2 separate regions of the Homo sapiens genome follow, and region 2 is linked to region 1. Evidence: chromatin contacts called from ENCODE Hi-C or POLR2A ChIA-PET data. All regions are on one chromosome and are shown on one strand. The core of a region is the stretch at or near the end of the contact, and the rest is flanking DNA. Distances in the headings are between cores, read along the strand shown.

Evidence for each region. A loop is a pair of places that touch in the nucleus more often than their neighbours do. ChIA-PET counts read pairs that join two places held with the same protein, here RNA polymerase II (POLR2A). Pooled maps may share reads with other maps.
Region 2: a loop to region 1 is called in a pooled map, with 3 times the contacts of the local background. The contact joins the enhancer-like site here to the promoter of GMCL1 in region 1. A Hi-C loop is called at or near these places in 1 of 50 pooled maps. POLR2A ChIA-PET finds 5 or more read pairs at or near these places in 2 of 52 experiments (CD4-positive, alpha-beta T cell and activated CD4-positive, alpha-beta T cell).

The regions. Positions count from the first base shown.
Region 1 is chr2:69,825,991-69,831,830 of GRCh38, forward strand. GMCL1 (germ cell-less 1, spermatogenesis associated) reads left to right here and starts at 3,670. Exons shown (of 14, transcript NM_178439.5): 1 at 3,670-4,162. The coding sequence starts at 3,903. It overlaps LOC124906021 (a long non-coding RNA gene), which reads right to left and starts at 3,541. Exons shown (of 2, transcript XR_007086846.1): 1 at 2,024-3,541; 2 at 1-788. ANXA4 (annexin A4) reads left to right here. Exons shown (of 13, transcript NM_001153.5): 13 at 1-1,122. RefSeq lists enhancers at 2,706-3,627, 3,022-3,111, 3,628-4,548 and silencers at 3,522-3,751, 4,132-4,211, 4,159-4,334.
Region 2 is chr2:70,106,013-70,111,852 of GRCh38, forward strand. No RefSeq gene overlaps it. Among named protein-coding and RNA genes, the nearest start is that of LINC01816, 16 kb to the right of the region's middle. Within about 2 kb of position 2,884, at least 35 of the 41 ENCODE cell types and tissues checked have a DNase peak (open chromatin) inside an H3K27ac peak, as active enhancers do; they include CD4-positive, alpha-beta T cell, where a contact is called at or near this core.

The sequences.
Region 1 (5,840 bases), core at 2,420-4,919:
AAAGCCTTGAAAGCATCTACAAATCTCTTTTTTTAGGTTTTGTCCATAGCATCAGTTGATCCTTACTAAGTTTTTCATGGGAGACTTCCTTCATCACATCTTATGTTGAAATCACTTTCTGTAGTCAAAGTATACCAAAACCAATTTATCTGAACTAAATTCTAAAGTATGGTTATACAAACCATATACATCTGGTTACCAAACATAAATGCTGAACATTCCATATTATTATAGTTAATGTCTTAATCCAGCTTGCAAGTGAATGGAAAAAAAAATAAGCTTCAAACTAGGTATTCTGGGAATGATGTAATGCTCTGAATTTAGTATGATATAAAGAAAACTTTTTTGTGCTAAAAATACTTTTTAAAATCAATTTTGTTGATTGTAGTAATTTCTATTTGCACTGTGCCTTTCAACTCCAGAAACATTCTGAAGATGTACTTGGATTTAATTAAAAAGTTCACTTTGTAAGAACGTGGAAAAATAATTTTAATTTAAAAATGGTGTTTTTAGGCCGGGGGCGGGGGCTCACGCCAGTAATCCCAACACTTTGGGAGGCCAAGGCGGGTGGATCACCTAAGGTCAGGAGTTCAAGACTAGCCTGGCCAACATGGAGAAACTGCATCTCTACTAAAAATATAAAAATTAGCCGGGTGTGGTGGCTGGTGCCTGTAATCCCAGCCACTCGGAGGCTGAGTCAGGGAGAACTGCTTGAACCCAGGAGGCAGGAGGCAAAGGTTGCAGTGAGCCGAGATCACGCCAGCCTGGGCGACAGAGCGAGAATCCATCTAAAAAAAAAAAAAAAAAAAGTGTCTTTAAAGTGAGGTATAGTCTTTCTCTGATCCACTTTTCACCTTCTGAGGTTTTTCATCTTGGCCCCTGAAAGGAGCTATTTTTGAAGGACTTGTGTTACTCAGTTTCTACAGGAATTACAAGATAAGAAAAAAAAAATCATATTTAGTCTTATGCGTGCCTACTGGCTAATGTTCACATATGCCAAACACTACTCAATAACATAAAATAATGTATGAACTTATTCTCTGGAAATGAGTGATGCCCTCTGCTCTAAGTAGACCATTTATATTAAATATCATAAATGTATAAAGGACATTCATATTCTTATAGTGGGAATACTTGCCTTTTTTGTTGATTTTATAGCATCCATTGTATTTTGGTGAGTGAAATAATAAGAATTTTTTAGTTTAGTGTTGTTTATTATAAAAGCTACAGCTACTGGTAGAAGCTACTTATGTGAATATTTAGTCACTCCAGTTACTTACAGGAAATAATACTACCACTTCAATGCCTTCCCAGAAGACCACAGAATCTCCACATCAGCTTTGTCTTTGGAAGCATGGTGATTTTTTTGGTAGAAGTTTTATCTTTAAATGATATGTAGCTTAGCCAAAATTTTAAAACAAATAGCATTGATTCACCAGAAGATTTCTAGAAGGTGGGATAAAGTCACCCTGGACGAATGTTTGTCATATTGAATTAGCATGACTTTGAGATATAATTATGTTTGTTTTTCCCTCCCACTGTCCACTTACATTTATTCAGTGGGCAGTTCTTCCCCTTCTTCAGATGTAAATTCAGATAGAGTCATGACTTTTCTGTTCACTCTTAGGTTTTAAAGTCCTACTGTGTAGTCCCTTAAGGTCATAAAACAGTGTCATTTTAGTAAGTAATATATCCAGTCAAAATTGCAAGCTTGATTTACAGTTGATGCTTCTTCCCTCACTCACCTCTGGCCTATTGCAAGTAGGAAGCTGGTTTCTGGGGAAAGGGAGACCATGGGCTTCTCTTCTTTTTCCACCTAGGTTTCCTTCAATGTTCTCCCCCTGCCCCAACCTACCATGTCTGGGTTGTAGCAAAGAAGAGAGTTAAGGGGAGCAGGAAAGTTGTTACCTGACTGTCATTGCTGTGGTGGTAGAGGATCAGCCCTATGTGACCCTGACAGACTAAAGTTGATTCTTGTGGGCATTCTTGTGGGTTCCTTTGTCAACCTCATCACGCTACTCACCTGAGGTTCCTCTGGCAAGGCAAATGTGTACTCCTTTTTCAGCCTCTAGGAATTTGGTGACTCTTTGAGGTTCTCAGTGCTGAAGTTCATTGCCTTCCTCCCAGGCCTGTTGGGCAGGACCTAAGCTGTCTCATGGTGGTCCACATCTGCTCCATGGGAAACACCTGCACGTTCTTTGTGCTGGCAAATTCTGTGTATGCAAGCTGATCCCTCTGCAGCCATTATTCTCCGCCTCCCACCTCCACCCCAAGCTGCCTCGGCTAGCCTCTCTCGGTTCAGATTTCTCATGCATGAATCAGACATTAGTCCACGGGGACCCTCAAACTACGTATACTGCCAATGGGAGTCTAAATTGGTACCTTGATGCAATCAACCCAGAGAGCAATTTGGTAATAGCTAACAAAGTTGCAGATTTCGCAGCAAATTCACTTTTGGGAATCTGCTTGGTGAATCCATTGCACATGATGTTCATTGCTGCTCTGTAAGGCCGTTAAAGTAGAAATAACCTCTCTCACTAAGGAATGTAAAAACAAATATGGGTCAGTCATACAATGAGCAGTGAAAATTATCTAGCGATTGACCAAATGGATAAATCTTGAGAGTATAATTTTGAGAGAGGAGAAAGGTGCACAATGAGAGGTACAACTATGATTCCATTCCATGATATGTCTAAACATGCAAAAGAAAATATTATTTATGGGTATGCATATAAGGACATGCATGGACATGATATACAACATTCTCAGCACAGTGATTGCCACTGGGGAGGGAGACAGAATGAGATGGAGGAGGTACGCAGGGGCTTCTGCCTATATGTATTGTTCTATTTAAAAAAGAATGAATCATTGATTACACCTCAATAAAGCTGGGAGGAAAAAAGAATGAAAGCAAGTCTGATAAAATTTCAAGCTAGTGGTCGGTCCACAGGAATCTGTATTACTCTATTTGAAATATTTTCATTATTTTACTTAAAAAGTAACAGAAGGGAGTCAGGGAATGAACGCTGGCTGTCCGGAGTCCATCACAAGAGCTGCTACTACTCCAAGCAGACACTAGTAAATTTTGCTAGGGCCTCCTGAAGGCACTTTTGAGTCCAGACAGTCATGGTGCCAGACCCTATTCGGACATCCCACTGGCACTTGAGAGGAAAGGAAAGGAGTGCCGGGAACGTTCCCATAACTTAACGGGTTCCATTCACGTCTACAGCAGGGGAGGGCTCATGTTAAGGAAGCCCAGGAATCCAGCATATCGCCTCATCCTAGGGCCCCCTCTCACAGGAGGCCACGCCCAAGCAAGCAGAGCGTGGCCCCAGCAAGCGCCGAGCTCCCGCAAGGAGACCAAATAGCTTCGGGGTTTTGCCACTAGCTTAGCACAGGCCCATAAGCACCGGGGACTCAAGGCACCTTTGTAGAAACAATGAGTGACTGGAGTCCCAGGTCTTGCCACTACAGAGGCGCGTATGAACCACGGTTTAACACTACGTCTACGCCGAAGTTCGGGTTAGTCAGAGGCCACGCCCACCGCAGGCCCGAAAACACCAGCCTGCACTGGCGCGCCGGATTGTGCGCAGGCTCCACCTGCCACGCACGCACGCCTTGCCCCGCCCCTTCCGGAGGCTCGCCGTACGCATGCGCCCTCCGTCCCGCGCTTTGTTGCGAAAGCGAGGGGGCGAGGTGCTGCGGTGCTAGAGCGCGGCGCGACCGGACGCTGCGGGCGGGGAAGAGGATGGAGACTGTGGCGTCCGCTGCAACGGTTGGGGCTGCGCGTGAGAAGGTGGCGGTGTAGGCACCTGCGCTCGGGGAAGGCTGGCGGCGGCGGCCGAGCCATGGCGGGAGACCCCCTTCTCTGGGCTCCCTGAAGTCTCGGGGAGCCGTGACCCATGGGATCGTTGAGCAGCCGGGTGCTGCGCCAGCCAAGACCAGCCCTTGCCCAGCAGGCGCAGGGTGCCAGGGCGGGGGGCTCGGCCCGGAGGCCGGACACTGGAGACGATGCGGCGGGCCACGGATTCTGTTACTGTGCGGGCAGCCACAAGCGCAAGCGGAGCAGCGGGTCCTTCTGCTACTGTCACCCTGACTCGGAGACGGACGAGGATGAGGAGGAGGGGGACGAGCAGCAGCGGCTCCTCAACACCCCTCGAAGGTACGTGGGGGCACGCACCCGCGCGGACCCGGACCCGCACCTGTTGGGCCTGGGGCCGAGCCGGCGCCTCGTGCGCTTGCGGGGTGCAGCGCTCCCCAGCCTATGGAGAGGGGACGTGCCCTTGACAGGGTGAATGTGGAAGCCGGCCCGATGCGGGGCGGACTGGGGAGCGCCTTGGGAGACGCCAGGTGTTCCGCATTTTCAACCACAGACGCTTCCAGGGTGTTGTTACAGCCCCAAGATGAGGATGAGAAACGCCAAGCCCGAGCTCGCGTCTCGTTAAACCTTAGAGACGCCCGGCTGGCTGGCCTTCCCAGTCCACCTTTGCCCTCTCAAGTGGGTAGCCGCAGAGTAAGTTGTTTTGCATCCGGTTGCCTTAGTACAGACACTAAATGTAATCTCTGAAATAGGCACTCTTATTGTCGCCCACTCAGTGGAGGGTAAGTAATTGCACACAGGAGTTCTTGTTAATTGTAAAGGTGAAGTTTATCAATAGTGTACATTTGTTCCTAACTAGGAACAGAGTCTGTGCAAGTTTCTAGTAGTTGATGAAGTCGTTGACCGTGGATGTACTGTATGTAGGGCGGTGCTGCTGCAGCTTGTTTAACCCCTTTTTTTTTTTTTTTTGGATGAGTTGAAAGATGGAATATTGACTTGTGACCTGGAATGTAGTTTATAGGTAGAATATATGCTTACACAAACAATTTGGTTTTTCTGCTTTTGTTTTTAAAGGTTATTTGGTAGGGTCACACATGAAATTTTTTAAATGATTTCTTTTTCTTTTTGAGACAGAGCCTTGCTCTGTCACTCAGGCCGGAGTGCAGTGGTGCGATCTCAACTCACTGCAACCTCCACCTCCTGGTTCAAGCGATTCTTGTGCCTCAGCCTCCCGAGTAGCTGGGACTACCGGCGCGCACCACCACGCCTGGCTAATGTTTTCTGTTTTTAGTAGAGACAGGTTTCATCGTGTTGGCCAGGCTTGTCTCAAATTCCCGACCTCAGGTGATCTGCTGGCCTCAGCCTCCCAAAGTGCTGGAATTATAGGCGTGAGCCACTGCGCACCCGGCCTAAAATTAAACTTTAAAAGCAGATTCAAAAAGGTTTTGCTATACAAGTGTTATATATTGTAAAAAAGGAATCATAGATTAAAAACTTAATAGTTTGGTTTATAAAACCTTTTGTACCTTTTTTTGTATGAATATTTGTATTTATTATACAAAAATGTACCCCTACTGTGAATACTATTCAGTAACTTTTTTAATTGTTTGTTTGATTTTTGGAGCTTTTTTCTAAAGGAGTCTCACTATATTGCCCAGGCTGGTCTCAAACGCCTGGGTTGAAGCGATCCTCCCACCTAAGCCTCCCAAAGGGCTGAGATTACAGGTGTGAGCCACCATGCCTGACCCTGTAACCTTTTTGAAGCGTCAGTGTAGCATAGTTTTTTTTTCCTTTGGAAAAATTTTTCTCTATTTTGAGACAGGGTCTCGCTGTGTCGCCCAGGCTGGAATGCAGTGGTGGGATCATGACTCACTCTACCTCGACCTCACAGAATCAGGCAATTCTCCCACCTCAGCCTTCTGTGTAGCTGAGACCACAGGCATGCACCACCACACCCAGCTAATTTTTTTATTTGTAGAAACAAGGTCTCACTCTGTTGCCCACCCAGGCTGGCCTGGAA
Region 2 (5,840 bases), core at 1,634-4,133, 280 kb after region 1:
GGCGCGATCTCAGCTCACTGCAACCTCTGCCTCCCAGGTTCAAGCAATTCTCCTGCCTCAGCCTCGCGAGTAGCTGGGATTATAGGCATGCACTACCACGCCCTTCTAATTTTGTATTTTTAGTAGAGACGGGGTTTCTCCATGTTGGTCAGGCTGGTCTCGAACTTCCAACCTCAGGTGATCCGCCCACCTCAGCCTCCCATAGTGCTGGGATTACAGGCGTAAGCCACCATGCCTGGCCTTAATTTTTGTATTTTTAGTAGAGGTGGGGTTTCACCATGTTGGCCAGACTGATCTTGAACTCCTGACCTCAAGTGATCCTCCCACCTTGGCCTCCCAAAGTGTTGGGATTACAGGCGGGAGCCACTGTGCCTGGCTTTGTTTCTTATTACTAGAATGTAAGCTTCATGAGAGCAGAGTCCACATATCTTTTGTTCATAACAGCCATAGAGCTGGCCGGGCATGGAGGCTCACACCTGTAATCCCAGCACTTTGAAAGGCCAAGGTGGGCGGATCACGAGGTCAGGAGATCGAGACCATCCTGGCCAACATGGTGAAACTCCATCTCTACTAAAAATACAAAAATTAGACAGGTGTGGCAGCACATGCCTGTAATCCCAGTTACTTGGGAGGCTGAGGCAGGAGAATCACTTGAACCCAGGAGGCAGAGGTTGCAGTGAGTTGAGATCGAGCCACTGTACTCCAGCCTGGAGACAGACCTAGACTCCGTCTCAGAAAAAAAAAAAAAAAATAGCCATAGAGCTTAAGAAACAGTGCCTCCACATTGTAGTTTCTCAATAAAAGTTTTTAAATGAATGAAGGAATAATGGCACAAAGCAATGCTATTATTTTAGTGTTATTAATTTGTAACAGGCGCCGGGCGCAGGGGCTCACTCATGCCTGTAATCCCAGCATTTTGGGAGGCCAAGGTGGGTGGATCACCTGCACTCAGGAGTTTGAGACCAGCCTGGCCAACATGGTGAAACCTCGTCTCTACTAAAAATACAAAAATTAGCCAGGCGTGGTGGCGTGTGCCTGTAATCCCAGCTACTCGGGAGACTGAGGCAGGAGAATTGCTTGAACCCAGGAGGTGGAGGTTGCAGTGAGCCGAGATTGCATCATTGTACTCCAGCGTGGGCGACAGAGCAAGACTCTGTCCCCCTCAAAAGAAAAAAAGAAAGAGAGAGAGAGAAGAAAGAAAGAAAAGAGAGAGAAAGAAGGAGAGAAAGAAGGAGAGAGAAGGAAAGAAAGAAAGAAAGAAGGAAAGAAAAGAAAGAAAGAAAGAAAGAAAAAGAAAATGAGCAAAGGAAGGATTTGGTGGCAAGGAGGTCATTGGTGATCTTAGTGAGTGTGGGGAGTATCTTTGTTGGGCTGGGGCGAAAGCCGCCTGTGATGGTTGAGGAGAGGTGACAATATGCAGACTGCCTCTGGGCTACTCCTTCAAGAAGCTTAGCAGGGCCAGGCGGTGGTTCACACCCACAATCCCGGCACTCTGGGAAGCCAAGGCATGAGGATCACTGGAGCCCAGGAGTTCAAGACCAGTGTAGGCAACATGCTGAAATCCTGTCTCTTACAAAAAATACAAAAATTAGCTGAGTGAGGCTGGGTGCGGTGGCTCATGCCTGTAATCTCAGCATTTTGGGAGGCCGAGACAGGCGGATCACTTGAGGTCAAGAGTTCAAAACCAGCCTGACCAACACAGTAAAAATCCATCTCTACTAAAAATACAAAAATACAAAAATTATTGCACCACTGCACTCCATCCTGGGTGAAAGAGTGAGACTCCATCTCAAAAAAAAAAAAAGAAAAGAAAAGAAAAGAAATGAAATTAGCTCAGTGTGGTGGCTGGCGCCTGTAGTCCCAGCTACTCCAGGGGCTGAGGTGGAAGGATTGCTTTAGCCTGGGAGTTCGAGGCTGCAGTGAACCGTGATTGCGCCACTGCCCTCCAGCCTGGGCGACAGAGCGAGACCTTGTCTCAAAAAAAAAAAAAAAGAAGAAGAAGAAGCCACTAAGCTAAGAGGTAGGTACTAAGTTGAAGGGGAGACAGAATGGAGATAAGGATTTGGGTTTTTTAGGTGGTAGTGACACAAGGATGTTCATAAGCTGAAGAAGAAAAGACCAACAAACAGACTAAACATTTGAGAATGAGACAGAGGAAAAAGCATACGGAGCAAAGCACAGAGGTCACAGGGTGTGTGGCCAGCAGTGGTGGGGACGCTGCTAGCTTTCTCTGAAGTGGGAGAAAAGGAGTGTTCCTTTCCCTGCACTTTCTCAACCACACTGACTGAGGAAGGACAGAGGGGGCCCAGAGAGCAGTGGGGGTGTCCAATCACTGTTCTTGGGCCTGGAAACTGTTGGGGCTGTGGACCCCAGAGTACTGAAGGACTGCTGGACGGAGCGTATGGCTCCATCTGAGCCTGTAAATCATAAATCTACCTGGTCAAAGAGTAAAGGCCTCAAAGGTTCTGAGTTAATTGGTCTGGTTTTTGACCTGAGCATCAGAAATTTTTTAAGCTCCCTGAGTGAGTCTAACATGCAGCCATGGTTGAGAACCACTGGGGTTAAGAAGTGAATTGAGACGTATGGAGACTTAAATCTCCAACCCTGGGTGGGAGGACAAGGAGAGGCTCTGCCGCCCTGGCTGGAATAGTGGGGCCCTGTTTGGGTTGTGGACGTCCCTTCAGTCACAGGAGGATGAATTCCTGCCTTGTTCCTTTGGTCGGATCTGAATTCTTCCCCAACCTCCCGCCCTAACTGATAGCATACAGGGCTTCCCAGACAGAGACCATCAGCCCCTAGGGTGGCAGAGAAAGGCCAGGTTCAGGAATGTGACATTAATTATGACAAACAATATGTTCTCCCACTTAAGAACTAAGCCTGGTTGGCTGCGCATGTGCGCGCGCGTGCTTGTGTGTGGGTGTGTGGTGGGGTATGTGTGTGTCCGGGGCTGCCGATTCAACTGAAAAACAAAAGCGGCTCTGAGTCTGAAGCTAAGGTTTAACAAGTGACCAAGATGACTCATGCTGCTTGGCTGCAAAGGCCACAGGGCTGCCACCCCCAGCGGGGCGGGGCCTGGGTGGGAAGAGTCACAGGTACAGAGGCTCCTGTGACATTCACACTCTGCCCCTGCATCGGCTGCCTTTGGGGCCAAATACTTTTGTGAAAATTAAGACAGAAGGCCGGGTGCGGTGGTTCACGCGTGTAATCCCAGCACTTTTGGAGGCCGAGGCAGGCGGATCACGAGGTCAAGAGATGGAGACCATCCTGGCCCACATGGTGAAACCCTGTTTCTACTAAAAATACAAAAATAGGCAGGGCGTGGTGGCTCACGCTTGTAATCCCAGCACTTTGGGAGGCTGAGGCGGGCAGATCACGAGCTCAGGAGATCGAAATCATCCTGGCTAATACGGTGAAACCCCGTCTCTACTAAAAATACAAAAAATTAGCCGGGTGTGGTGGCACGTGCCTGTAGTCTCAGCTACTCAGGAGGCTGAGGCAGGAGAATTGCTTGAACCCAGGAGGTGGAGGTTGCAGTGAGCCAAGACTGCGCCACCTCACTCCAGCCTGGCAACAGAGTGAGACTCCATCTCAAAAAAAAAACAAAAACAAAAACAAAAAGTAACTGGGTGTGGTGGCCCGCACCTATAGTCCCAGCTACTCGGGAGGCTGAGGCAGGAGAATCACTTGAACCCAGGAGGCGGAGGTTGCAGTGAGCCGAGATCGTGCCACTGTACTCCAGACTGGCGACAGAGCCAGACTCCCTCTCAAAAAAAACAAAAAACAAAAAAGAACCAGAAAATGTAACTTTCTTCCTATGGTCATAAATCTGGTGTAAGCAGGCAAGTCAAAGCGATGTTGAAGCCAATGGATCTTGCAAAGGCATGGCAATGTTTGCACAAGGATGGGATATAGTAAGTTAAAATACATTGGCTTTTTCCAAACGGGCTCAAACTGGAAGAGAAGGTCTAAGCAGAGCATGTGCTGCTGTCAGGAGGGTTCCTCAGCAGGAGACAGGGCACCCCAGGGGTGCATATTTAATAAAAACTTACAATATGCAGGTTTTGGGACATGAAGGAAACATTTAACCTGTCCTGTCCAACACGGCAGCCACTTGTCACATGCGGCAGTTGAATACTTGGAATATGGCTAGTCTGAATAAAGATGTAAAACATACGCCGGATTTTAGACTTAGTACAGGGGTGGGAAAGAGTTTAAAATAGCTCAGTATAGGCCGGGCACAGTGGTTCACACCTGTAATCCCAGCACTTTGGGAGGCCAAGGTGGGCAGATCACCTGCAGTCAGGAGTTTGAGACCAGCCTGGCCAACATGGCAAAACCCTGTCTCTAATAAAATTACAAAAATTAGCTGGGAATGGTTGCGGGCGCCTGTACTTCCAGACACTCGGGAGGCTGAGGCAGGAGAATTGCTTGAACCTGGGAGGAAGAGGTTGCAGTGAGCTGAGATCACACCACTGCACTCCAGCCTGGGAGACATAGAGACTCCGTCTCAAAAAAAAAAAAAAACCTCTCTCTCCATGTATATATCTGTGTGTGTGTGTGTGTGTGTGTGTGTGTGTATTTTTTGTTTGTTTTGTTTTCACGGCTCACTGCAGCCTCAAACCTCTGGGCTCAAGTGTTCCTCCTGCCTCAGCCTCCTGAGCAGCTGGGACTACAGGCGCTCACCACCATGCCAAGCTAACCTTTTACTTTTTTGTAGAGATAGGTTCTTGCTATTATGTCCAGGCTGGTCTCGAGCTCCTGGGCTAAGGTGATCCTCCTGCCTTGGCCTCCCAAAGTGCTGGGATTAATAAACCACCATACCTGGCCAAACTCAATAATTTATTAATACTTTAAAAATACTGACTACGAGCTGGGCACAGTGGCTCATGCCTGTAATCCCAGCACACTTTGAGAGGCTGAGGAAGGCAGATCACTTGAGGTCAGGAGTTCAAGACCAGCCTGGACAACATGGCAAAACCCCGTCTCTACTAAAAATACAAAAATTAGCTGGGCATAGTGGCACACACCTTTAATCCCAGCTACTCGGGAGGCTGAGGCAGGAGAATCACTTGAACCTGGGAGGCAATGGTTGCAGTGAGCCAAGATCCCGCCACTGCACTCCAGCCTGGGCAACAGAGCGAGACTATTTCTCAAACAAAACAAACAACTCTTATCACCCAGGCTGGAATGCATTGACAGAATCCTAGCTCACTGCAGCCTCTAATTCCTGGGCCCAAGTGATCCTCCCGCTTTAGCCTCCTGTGTAGCCACCCCACCAGCCTTAAATGTTTTTTCAACCTGATAGAAAGATATAGCAATCTGTCTGCTCTCTTTCCTAGTCTTCCTTTTTTTTTTTGTTTTTTTTTACAAAGATTGCTAAACATTTATGACATGCTGGTAGAGTAAGAGATACAGGAAATGGGCGGGGCGCGGTGGCTTACGCCTGTAATCCCAGCACTTTGGGAGGCCAAGGCGGGCGGATCACCTGAGATTGGGAGTTCGAGACCAGCCTGACCAACATGGAAAAACCCTGTCTCTACTAAAAATACAAAATTAGCCAGGCATGGTGGCACATGCCAGTAATCCCAGCTACTCGGGAGGCTGAGGCAGGAGAATTGCTTGAACCGTGGAGGCAGAGGTTGCCAAGATCATGCCATTGCACTCCAGTCTGGGCAACAAGAGCAAAACTCCATCCCAAAAAAGAAATAATAATAATTCTTTCTAAAGAAGGGGTCTCGCTATGTTGCTCAGGCTGAGGCGCAGTGACTGTTCACAGATGTGATCATAACACACTACAACCTCAAACTCCTGGCCTCAAGGGATTCTCTCGGCTCAGCCTC